Linked DNA regions of Homo sapiens: region 1 is linked to region 2. Evidence: read pairs that join two places in POLR2A ChIA-PET (ENCODE). Cell type or tissue: Panc1. All regions are shown on one strand. Region 1 overlaps SMAD3 (SMAD family member 3). Region 2 overlaps SMAD3 (SMAD family member 3).

Evidence for each region. Peaks named below come from ENCODE experiments on the same cell type or tissue, not always from the same donor. Only the 100,000 strongest peaks of a DNase experiment are listed, where the experiment ranks them.
Region 1: POLR2A ChIA-PET joins it to region 2 with 18 read pairs; 23 of 35 experiments call an interaction of 5 or more read pairs at or near these places.

Annotation. Positions count from the first base shown.
Region 1 is chr15:67,134,103-67,139,102 of GRCh38, forward strand. The region is part of intron 1 of SMAD3 (SMAD family member 3); the gene reads left to right. Among named protein-coding and RNA genes, the nearest start is that of SMAD3-AS1, 10 kb to the right of the region's middle. RefSeq lists an enhancer at 1,479-1,623 and a cis regulatory region at 1,546-1,557. In Panc1, no CTCF peak of the experiment used is centred here; no DNase peak of the experiment used is centred here; H3K4me3 peaks cover 1,911 bases; H3K27ac peaks cover 5,000 bases.
Region 2 is chr15:67,068,094-67,073,093 of GRCh38, forward strand. The region is part of intron 1 of SMAD3 (SMAD family member 3); the gene reads left to right. Among named protein-coding and RNA genes, the nearest start is that of SMAD3, 5.0 kb to the left of the region's middle. In Panc1, no CTCF peak of the experiment used is centred here; no DNase peak of the experiment used is centred here; H3K4me3 peaks cover 4,727 bases; H3K27ac peaks cover 4,917 bases.

The DNA of each region.
Region 1 (5,000 bases), 66 kb after region 2:
CAGATGTGCTGGTGCTTACCGAGTGCCACAGGGAGAAAGTGGTGGTTTCTCCCTTCCCTTAAGAAACCTGGTTATTTCCAAGGCTCAACCCCTGCAACGCCCCACCAAGCCAGTCACCCACCACTGCACATTGAGAATCTGCTGCTCTGTGAATGAAATTGGCCTGGGGTTAATGAGTGGTGAATGTGTGTCAGTGTTTGGTATTTGCAGCAGGAGCTCTTCTGCGATTCCCTAAGCTCAGATGAACGGGGCCTTTAAGATGCCATCCAGCCATCGGAGAGATGCAGGAAAGGCCTTTTGAAATGCTGTTTCCCCTGACCTATTTGAGGTGAGGCCCTGTGATGTCATTTCCCCAGTGGTGTGTGTGAGAGAGCAAGCAGCACTAAGAAAAGCCACTGCTGAGAGTTCACAGTCCTTGCTTCAGTGTTGTCTTACGCTCGGGGTGCCTTAAAGGGCTTACAGCGACCCTACCTCCAGCTTCTCCAGCTCCCTTTCCTTGGCAAACACTTGACCCATCCCAGCCCCTTGGGCTTTCTTTCCTCCTCCTCTGCTACCACATACTGTGGGTGTTGGGAAATTACTAAAGGCGCGACTCTGGCTCTCAAAGACTCTGAAGTCCAGGATCGAGAAGAACTGTGTTTACACGGAGTTGTCAAGGATCATTCTGCCAATGATAACCTATTATCGTGCAACTCTGTGCCAGGTCCTGCTCTGGGAGCTTTATGTGTGCTGTTGCCCCTCACACTCACGGCAGAGGTGAGACAGAATGCTGAGAGATTTCTGCAGACAAGGAATCTGAGGTTTAAAGAGGCAATGTTTGATGAGCCACTGAGGGGTGGGGCTGGGATTGGAACCGAAGCTGGCTGCCCTTCAGCCCCCAGGGTCCTGCTGGGGAGATGTACCCAGGGGGTCCTGTGCTGGGAGAGTGGAAGCAGGGGTGTCACTGGGGGCTTTGTCCTGGGAGCTGGGCAGGTGCTAGGGACAGAGCTGGCCTGGTTTTGGAGCCACAGGAGAGAAGATGGCCGGGAAGAGCTGTGTTTGGAAGGTTCCTTTCTGTGCCAGGGGTCAGCAATCTGGGTTCTAGCACTGAGAGGGGCAAAACGTGGGTTTGTAGGGGAGAGAGGGTGACCCCCAGTGAGGGTAAGAAAGATAAGCTCCAGTGAGCTCTTCTCACCCTGGGTCCCAGCCTGTACCAAAAATCCAGGGGCAGCCCCCGGGCCCAGCCTGCCCCCTTCACAGTCCCCTGACTGCTTGAGGCTGTGGGCCAGTGGCTTTGCCCCTTGGAAGCTTGGTTTCCTCATCTGGGACAGAAAGGGGTCAAAACACCCTTTTTCATTGTTAAGATTAGATAATTTGAGAGCCAAAACTTCTTGCAGGGTGCCTGGTACCAAGTAGGCCCTCTCTAAATAAATAAATGATAGTTTTCATTTTCCCTTCCACTTAATTGTTTTTTTTTAAAAAAAACTTTTCTTCCCTGTAATAACAAATTTCAGAAGACAAGTTAATACATTGCTGTGTATACTCTCAGGCCAAGAATTTCCTCAGTGTTTACATACCAGAGCAGTACTTTGAACTTTGATTTTCTCCTCTGCCTCTGTGCTGGTTCAGACACCCTCTCTAAGATGCCAGAAGCATTGCCCTGCCTTGGCCTGTTGGTGGTGGGGTATGTGTGTGTGTTTTCATCGTATTATAAAAACGTGAAACATTTGAATTACGGGCAAGTGGTATTCTACCAGATTTAATAAACGTTAATATTTTCCATATTCACATCAGGTATTTGTAACATCTCTTTCTTTACTAAAAATAAAAACCTTCTGCTGAAGACCTCCTGTTACTCCAACCCCTTCCCCCTTCTTCTCGCTCCCGTTTCACAGGTGTTTACTCTCTTTTAAATTGGTGTGTGTCCTTCCCAGCTAGAATTTTGTAGTGTATTATTTGTAAAGCCAAATAACCCCACTGCAATGTGTTTGAACCACCAAAGCAAATGATCACCTTTTGGGAAAAGAAGGCTGAATATCCAAGGCCAGATCAGTGATTCAAGATCACAGAACAAACCTAACTGCTCTCAAATTGAAATCTCAAAATTATAAATTCATTGCCTTTGACTTAAAACTTGGAACTTTCAACCCTGCATAATTGCAGATACATTAAAGATTGTGCCATCTTGAGCTCCCAGGGTCATCTGAACCTTTCATGTGAGGAAACACATCCCAGAGTCAGTCATTCTTTTTTTTTTTTTTTTCTTTTCGAGTTGGAGTCTTGCTCTGTCACCCAGGCTGGAGTGCAGTGGTGCAATCTCGGCTCACTGCAACCTCCGCCTTCCGGATTCAAGCAATTCTGCTTCAGCCTCCTGAGTAGCTGGTATTACAGGCGTGCACCACCACACCTGGCTAATTTTTGTATTTTTTAGTAGAGACAGGGTTTCGCCATGTTGGCCAGGCTGGTCTCGAACTCCTGACCTCAGGTGATCTGCCCACCTCAGCCTCCCAAAGTACTGGGATTATAGGCATGAGCCACTGCACCCGGCCCAGAGTCAGTTATTCTTAGAGCAGGTGTTTTGGCTTTTGTCTTTAATGCTTCCCTCCCCACTTTAACATAACTGTAATATATAATTATTGTGGAAAATTTAGAACACATGGAGAAGTAAAGAGTGAAATTGCTGACTGCCCTATTACCCCAACCTCCACCCTATAGAGATATTTTCTCCCCATCCCCCCAAGGGCAGAGGATGGAGATCCCTGGGCTTCTCCAGGTGGGGAGTGGTACCATGGTCTCTTCAGGTTTCGTAGCAGACAGGCCCCATTGACCATAGGATATGTGTCCCCAAGGTGGTTAGAGGCCATCACCTGCCTGAGGTCAGCTCAATGGGCAGGGCTGGGCATCTCCTGGTGGTCTACCCACCATGCCAGTTCATCAGGCTGGGGTCTGACCTCTTTCTGGTGTCTGGTGCTGATCTAGGCAAGGTGACAAGTGCTCAACAGAGGAGTCCTGGTTCCTTCAAGGAAGCTGGGAAGTGTAAGACGGAGCAGGCTGCGTTTGTGGTTTTTGCCAAGGCTTGACTTTTGACCACTTTTCTGAAAAAGGACAAGGGTGTTTTTTTGTTTTGTCATTTTTTTTCCCAGTAGATGTTCCTATTTGGTTCACAGATATAAACACTTGAACCAGGTGATATCAGCACTGCAAGTTGATTTAGTACCACAGCCATTTTCTGTGTACCAATATGAAGCTGTTCCTTCATAAGTTCTTCCTTTTCGCTTTTTTAAACTGAAATTATTTTCATTAGGATCACTACCTTCCCATGTGCATTTTACCACAAAATTTGGTTCTGATTCTGTTGGCTTGCTTGCTGTTAGTACTCATGTTAGCTTCTGCCATTCTTTCCACCATTGTCCTGGGTAAAATTTTGCATATCTGAGTTGTTGGATTCTTTCATCAGTTTTTGGTTAGTGACTTTCATGGTCTGCAGTTTTAGTTGCTTTCAGTTTTATTTTGTGTTGAAGTTTTTTCTATGAGGTTTGATTTTTTCAGGGTCAGTTTTTAAATGTAGCAAGGAGTGTGCTTTTTCAGTTTGCTTATTATTTTCAACAAATGTTTTTGGTGGGTAATTTTACCTTTGTTGATCACCAGCTTTGTTTGGGGTGCATCATTTCTCTCAAGCCGAATTTTCTCTGGTAATCTGGCCAGAAGGCCCATAGGGTCAGAATGGCAGGTCAAAATGTCTTGGTGCTTTCTTGAAGAGTTTGAAACAAGCTTGCAAAGTACTGTCCTCCCTTTGGATTTCTTCTGTCTGGGTGTTGCCAGGGCTCTTCTGTTAGCGACAGAGAAAATAGGAGGTACTAGAATTCGGACTTCTAGGAAGGGCTGTATTGTCCTTATCATCAGAATCCCTCCCTCCCGTCCCTGTGACCTCCCAACTTCACAAACATGTCTTGCCTGCACCCTAGGCAAACGTGGAAAGGCGCAGCTCTGGTACACCGGAAAGCATGGTGGATGGGGAGGTAGGAGCCCCGTGCCGGGACATGTCTTTTCTCTTTCTTGAACTCGTCTCCCCACCCGTCCACAGGGTTGCTGGCCAGAGATCTGTCAGAGTTTCTCCGGGCTTCTCTTTCTCTGGGTGGGGATGTGGACTCTTAGGATGTCAGGAAGCAACTGTAGGAAACCCCCTGTGTGGGTGAAGCAGAGGCGTCGCTCAGGGCCCTCTGCCTGGTTCTGGGCTCTGGGACCCTGCTCCCCTCCCCTGAACCCCCCCTCCCCCGGCCCCAGGATGGAGCTTGCTTGCCATCGCAGTGGATTTGCGGAAGAGGGTTCCAGAGTGTGGGGAGAGCGTGCTGGGGAGGGGAGCTATTTGTTCCTTTCCAGTCATCGCTGTACTGAGCGGTTCCCTGGGACAGTTGAACCCAGGGGAACTGAATTCATCTGTGTAAGTAAACATCCATCTCCCCTTAAAGGAAAAGCCCCTGCTCAGCCTCTCTGGGCAGCTGGAATGCTGCTCTGTGGGTCTGGGCATTTGTTCCTTCTTTCTTTCTTCCTTTGATTTCTTGCTGTCTCCTTCAATTAGGCCTGTGACTGTTTTCACATGGCTATTTGTATATACAAGCCATGCCAGGCATCATAATTTGTGTTTGTCTAGATCAATAAGAGCAGCTTTAACCAAAAAGTCCAGCTGAGAATTTATAAATACCCCTCACCTCCTCCCCTCCCTGGAAGATGTGAAAACACCATCCCATTAACCCTCCAAAGCAGTTGGTTGACTTGATCAGGGAAGATATGAAATATAATTTCTTTGAATGTGCTTTCTCTTTACTCTTTTAGTGGAATTTGATCAGTGTTTAAGGAACTGTAGCCGATTCCCAGCCCACTTCAAAGCAAAAGCCCTTCACTGTGCCTATTTGCAAAATTACCTTTGAGAGACTGAAGTGTCGGAAATGCATTTAGACACAGATTGTGCCTTATATTAGCTCTCCGTTGCCCCATAAAATGGGCTTGGGCATATCTGAGGC
Region 2 (5,000 bases):
TTCTGAGGTCCTCAAAAAAAGACAGAAAGCAAGCAAGCAACCAGCCATGGAAAGTAGATAAGGTTGTTAGGCTTAAGATTATCACATTTTTAAAGCAGAGGAAACCTTAAAAGAGAGAGGTGAAAAGGCTTGAGTCATAGACATGGGGTTCTGCCTGAATGTGCTCTTTCTGCTGCCCCATGCTGCTTTATACTTTGAAGATCCTGAATACATTCTTTGCTGAATGCTAAAGCTGTGTTAGCTTGGGGAGGGCCCTGTGGATCTTTGTATGTGCGGTTGCTTCTTTAATCTTTGGGCTGGTGATAGCTTGGCAGAGAGGCCTTGCTTTCCCTTGCCTTGGTAGGAGTTTGTCCTCTGTGGGGCCATACCTTTGGCCTGCCTTTTCCTCTTCCAAAGTCCTGCTGAGACTTTGGAAGCCTAAGACGTGTGAACGCTTTGGATGATTCTGAGAGTTCAAGCCAACCTGCCCTGTGGCCTTCTCGTGACTTTGTTAGGACTGAGGCATCTTCTGCCTGCCTGGATAGGACTGAATACAAAAGTAGATTTTTTTTTTCATCTTTTTTTTCAGTTAGGGAAACCCAGTTGCTTGGGTGGATCCAGACAAAATGGATTTTCATCCTTGGATTTTGTGCCCACGCCTCTGGGTCACCTTGTGTCCCTTGGCAACAGCTGCTGCTGTTTTGGTCGTGGGCAGAAAACTAAAGGCCACGTCTTGGGGAGGTGGCTGGTTTGGCCCTGTGCTGGTGATATCAATGTGTCTGCTAAGCCCCATAGATTGCAGTGTTGCTTGTCAAATTGTCTGCTTTCACCACAACTGCCTTTTAGTTTGGAAAGTAGAGAAAGGAAAATGTTTAACTTAGTCATTCCCCCTGTGTGTGGGGGGTTGGTCACTGGGTGCTTAAAAACACTCTGCAAGATCTGGACTCCGGGGTTTAAGGAGCCCTCAGTCTAAGGAGATTAAGCCAAGTGTGTTTTGGCTAATATATAATCATGAGCAGCAACAGCAACATTTGGCAATTAGAGCTGTATACTAGGGACTTCCAGACCACAGGCTTGCTTCTCTGTGACACCAGCTCTGACTTGTTTCAATTATCAGGGGAGCTGGCGTGATACACACTTATCGACATAAAGAAGGTGAAAGAGATTGGTGCCAAGGAAGTGGTAAGAGCTTCATTTAGATACACCAACAAAGGGGCTGTCAGGATACTCTGAGGTCTGGCAGGATTGGCAGAATTTACACAAGTTTTATAACAGCCTCTCATGCCTCACCTGCTTGAGTACCTGAGTAAAGCTGCAGGTATCTTCCTTGCCAGTTTATAAGAATGGAATCAAAGCATTTGCCGCTGAATGAGAGTTGGTGTGTGAGCGTTATATGAGGAATAAGGAGCTCGGCACACTTAAAACTTAGTTTTCTGGTAGACACTGGTAGCTTGTACTTCCACCAGGGAATCCATGCCTTGGCCTCGTTGTTGGGAGCTAGACCAAGCTTAAAGCATTGCTTGTTTGGAAGGGAATTTGGGCTTTCTTGTGTCAGAGCACCCAGTCCAGTGGAAAATTGGAGAATTGAAGCAAACACTAGGTCTGACACACAGCATCTACTCCCTCCCTGTGAATCTGATGTTTTTTTTTTGGAGACAGAGTCTTGCCTTGTTGCCCAGGCTGGAGCGCAGTGGCATGATCTTAGCTCACTGCAACCTCTGCCTCCCGGTTCAAGCGATTCTTGTGCCTCAGCCTCCCGAGTAGCTGGGATTACAGGCGCCCGCCACCACGCCCAGCTAATTTTTGTATTTTTAGTAGAGACGGGGTTTCACCATGTTGGTCAGGCTGGTGTTGAACTCCTGACCTTGTGATCTGCCCGCCTTGGCCTGCCAAAGTGCTGGGATTACAGGCGTGAGCCACCGCGCCTCACCGAATCTGATCTTTTACTGTAGCCTCCTCTTATTATCTCCTTGACTTTTGCCAGGGTACTCTCACTTTGAGAAAGGAAAAAGATCCTAGTCTTTAACATGCCTTTTCCAGATTTCTGGGGATAGACCTATTACTAAGGCTGTAGAGGCCTCCCTTTTCTCTTGGCTGCACTTCAGAGCACCATGCCCGTGTGGCCCATTGGAAGCAAGCCCCCTTCCAGCTGCTAGGGAGGTGGTCCATTATCTCTTTGCTCTTGTTAAGTTTGATTAGGGGAGTTCCACGTAGGGCCTGAGAAGAGGAGGTGCCTGCAGGACAATAGGTAGCTGATGAGGGATCTGACTCAGCTGCAGCTGAACCTAGGCGCCACTTGACGTTCCCTGGGAACATTTAGAACCTTGGAACATGCTGCTTGCACCTGGGAGTGGAATGTTTGCAGACAGCCCCTCTGTTGTTACAGGGCTGGATTTTGTTGATTTATTGATATTTATTGGACCCTCCCATGTCTGAGTCAATTTTTTAGGTACCAGAGGAGGATGCAGAGACACGTTTGAGAAGCTCCCAGCCTGTGAGAAGCTTACACATCAGTAAGGGAAACATGAATAGGGCATTATTTGAGTATCTAACTGCTATCTCTTTCTCATTCCCAGCTACCAGTAGAAATATGAGATCTAGTATGGATGATTTTTGATGGGGGCGGGCGTTGATGTGCCTTTTAAATATTGTAGAATTCACTATGTTAGGAAATAAAATAATGACAGGCATCTGTTTTTTTCTGAAAAAAACACAAAATTCAGGTCCTGTACCTGCCATTTTACCACCTGCAAGGATTTGGGAATCCATTTAAGTTTCACAGCTTTTATATCTGCACCTGTCAAGTCAGGATGAGATAAGTTCTGTGGAAGTGTTTTGTGAACCAGAGAATTTGACAGGTATGTTACGTTTATACTTCATTCTGCATCATTCATTCATTATTGAATTATTCAGTCCTTCGTTGAGAACATACTACAATGACCACAGCAGGGTCCCTGTACTCAAAGAGCTCCCTGTCTAGAGCGGGAGACAGACTTGCCCAAAGGTATGAGGCATGAGCTGCAGCTGAGGAATGTGCTAAGTGCCCAGCAATGTGGAAACACAGTTAATTCTGTGGGAGGAGGTGTAGAGAGGAGGAGAACCCATGAGAGGTGGAAAACTAAGAAGGGGACAAGGGTTATCCAAAGGAAGCTTTTTGGACTGCAGTATGATGTTGGGAACTTTTTGGTACATGGGGATAGTTCCCTATAAGAATGAGGACGTCTTTATCCTCTTTTACTAAACTGAGTGCTGCTATAAATATGTTACCTTGTAACTGGCACTGAACAGCTAGTGACTTGGGTGCTATATTTTACTCCACTGTAAAGCATTTTCTCTTTGAAGTAAAAAGTAAGTTAGTACTGCAAACTGAAATTCAGGTTTCCTTGGTGGGAACAGGGACTTTAGATGTATCAGCTCAGAATATGACAGGGAGTGTTAATAAAAAGTGGACAACTTGGCTGGGCACGGTGGCTCACACCTGTAATCCCAAGCACTTTGGGAGGCCGAGGCAGGCGGATCACGAGGTCAGGAGATCACAACCATTCTGGCTAACACGGTGAAACCCTGTCTCTACTAAAAATACAAAAAAATTAGCCGAGCTTGGTGGCAGGCGCCTGTAGTCCCAGCTACTCGGGAGGCTGAGGCAAGAGAATGGCGTGAACCCAGGAGGCGGAGCTTGCAGTGAGCCGAGATCGCGCCACTGCACTCCAGCCTGGGCGACAGAGCGAGACTCTGTCTCAAAATAAATAAATAAATAAATGAAAAGTGGACAACTTGCAGATGGTTGTTTTGAAATTCAAAGCTTCGGTGTGACCTAGCTTCTCATTTCTCTAGTTAACACTTGCTGAGAATAAATCCTAGACGCCTGAGTTTCTGAATGAACATAGGTGCTTTTAGTGGTATATTTTTTAAAAAGTCTTTGCAAGGGTGAAGTTTTAAATGACAATTTTAATAACAGAAAAATATGAATACAGTCGCATTTAATTCTGATGAGAAATGCAAGAAGTTGATGAAATTGAAAGAATTTGTTTCAAGCTTATCACATCAGGAATCCAACTAAATGAGTTAAAAAATAAATATTGGTTTAATAATGTAAACATGTGATTGCTGTATTATTATAATGGAATAAAATTAACACGATTTAATGAACTGAGCGACCATTAATTTTTACTTGTTAATTTATTAGGAGATTTTAATGCCATTTGATGCACAGTACAGCCATTATTCTGCGTGAGCTCCTTAATGAAATAAATAAGACCAAGCAGGGCTTGCTTCAAATTGGAATCAGCTTTCATTCCTGTTAACCTTATTCTCCCACCTTTATTCACCTCTCCTTCAGCTTCCTGTAATTGCAATTAAGTTCTCTAAGATTGGAATGCAGTTTTCTTAATCAGCAAGTCTCATCAATAGTCCTAATTGACTTTTGCCCTTTTCTCCTTTGCCATATTGACTGATTAAAACAAAAGCAAAACTTAAAGACTCCATTCCCTCCCCCAAATCCCCATCTCATAGTGTTGGTTGGCTGGCAAGAGAACTGCCCAAGAAGGCTGCTCATGATGGCAGCCTGCTGAATGTGCAGGGGGTGGAAGTTCACCAGCCATGTGCAGACGTGAATGGCTGGTGCAGTGTTGGATGGGACTAACTCCTCCCTAAGGAGGGGTATGACCTTCTGTTGGCCTCTGACAAGTCCCTGAGCCATGGAGCCTTCAGTCTTCCCATCTTCAAGCACAATGGTTCCTGGAAACAGTGGGAAGTTGCCATCCTAAGCCCACCCTACAGAAGTTTGGTTTCTAATTTTACTGTGTTCTAAGCTTTAGAACCGAGACAATTCCAAGAGAACTTGTCCAGTTCATTTTTATGCCTTCCTTTAATGCCGTACCAGGTGCTAATTTCTGTGCCAGATAATGCGGACAAAATAGTGAATAAGGCAGATACTGTCCCTGGTGCCTTCTGTAGCTTCTAGTCCACTGGCTGTGAAACACAGGTTCTTTGGAGTTGTAAGAATGCTGTATGTGTTCACT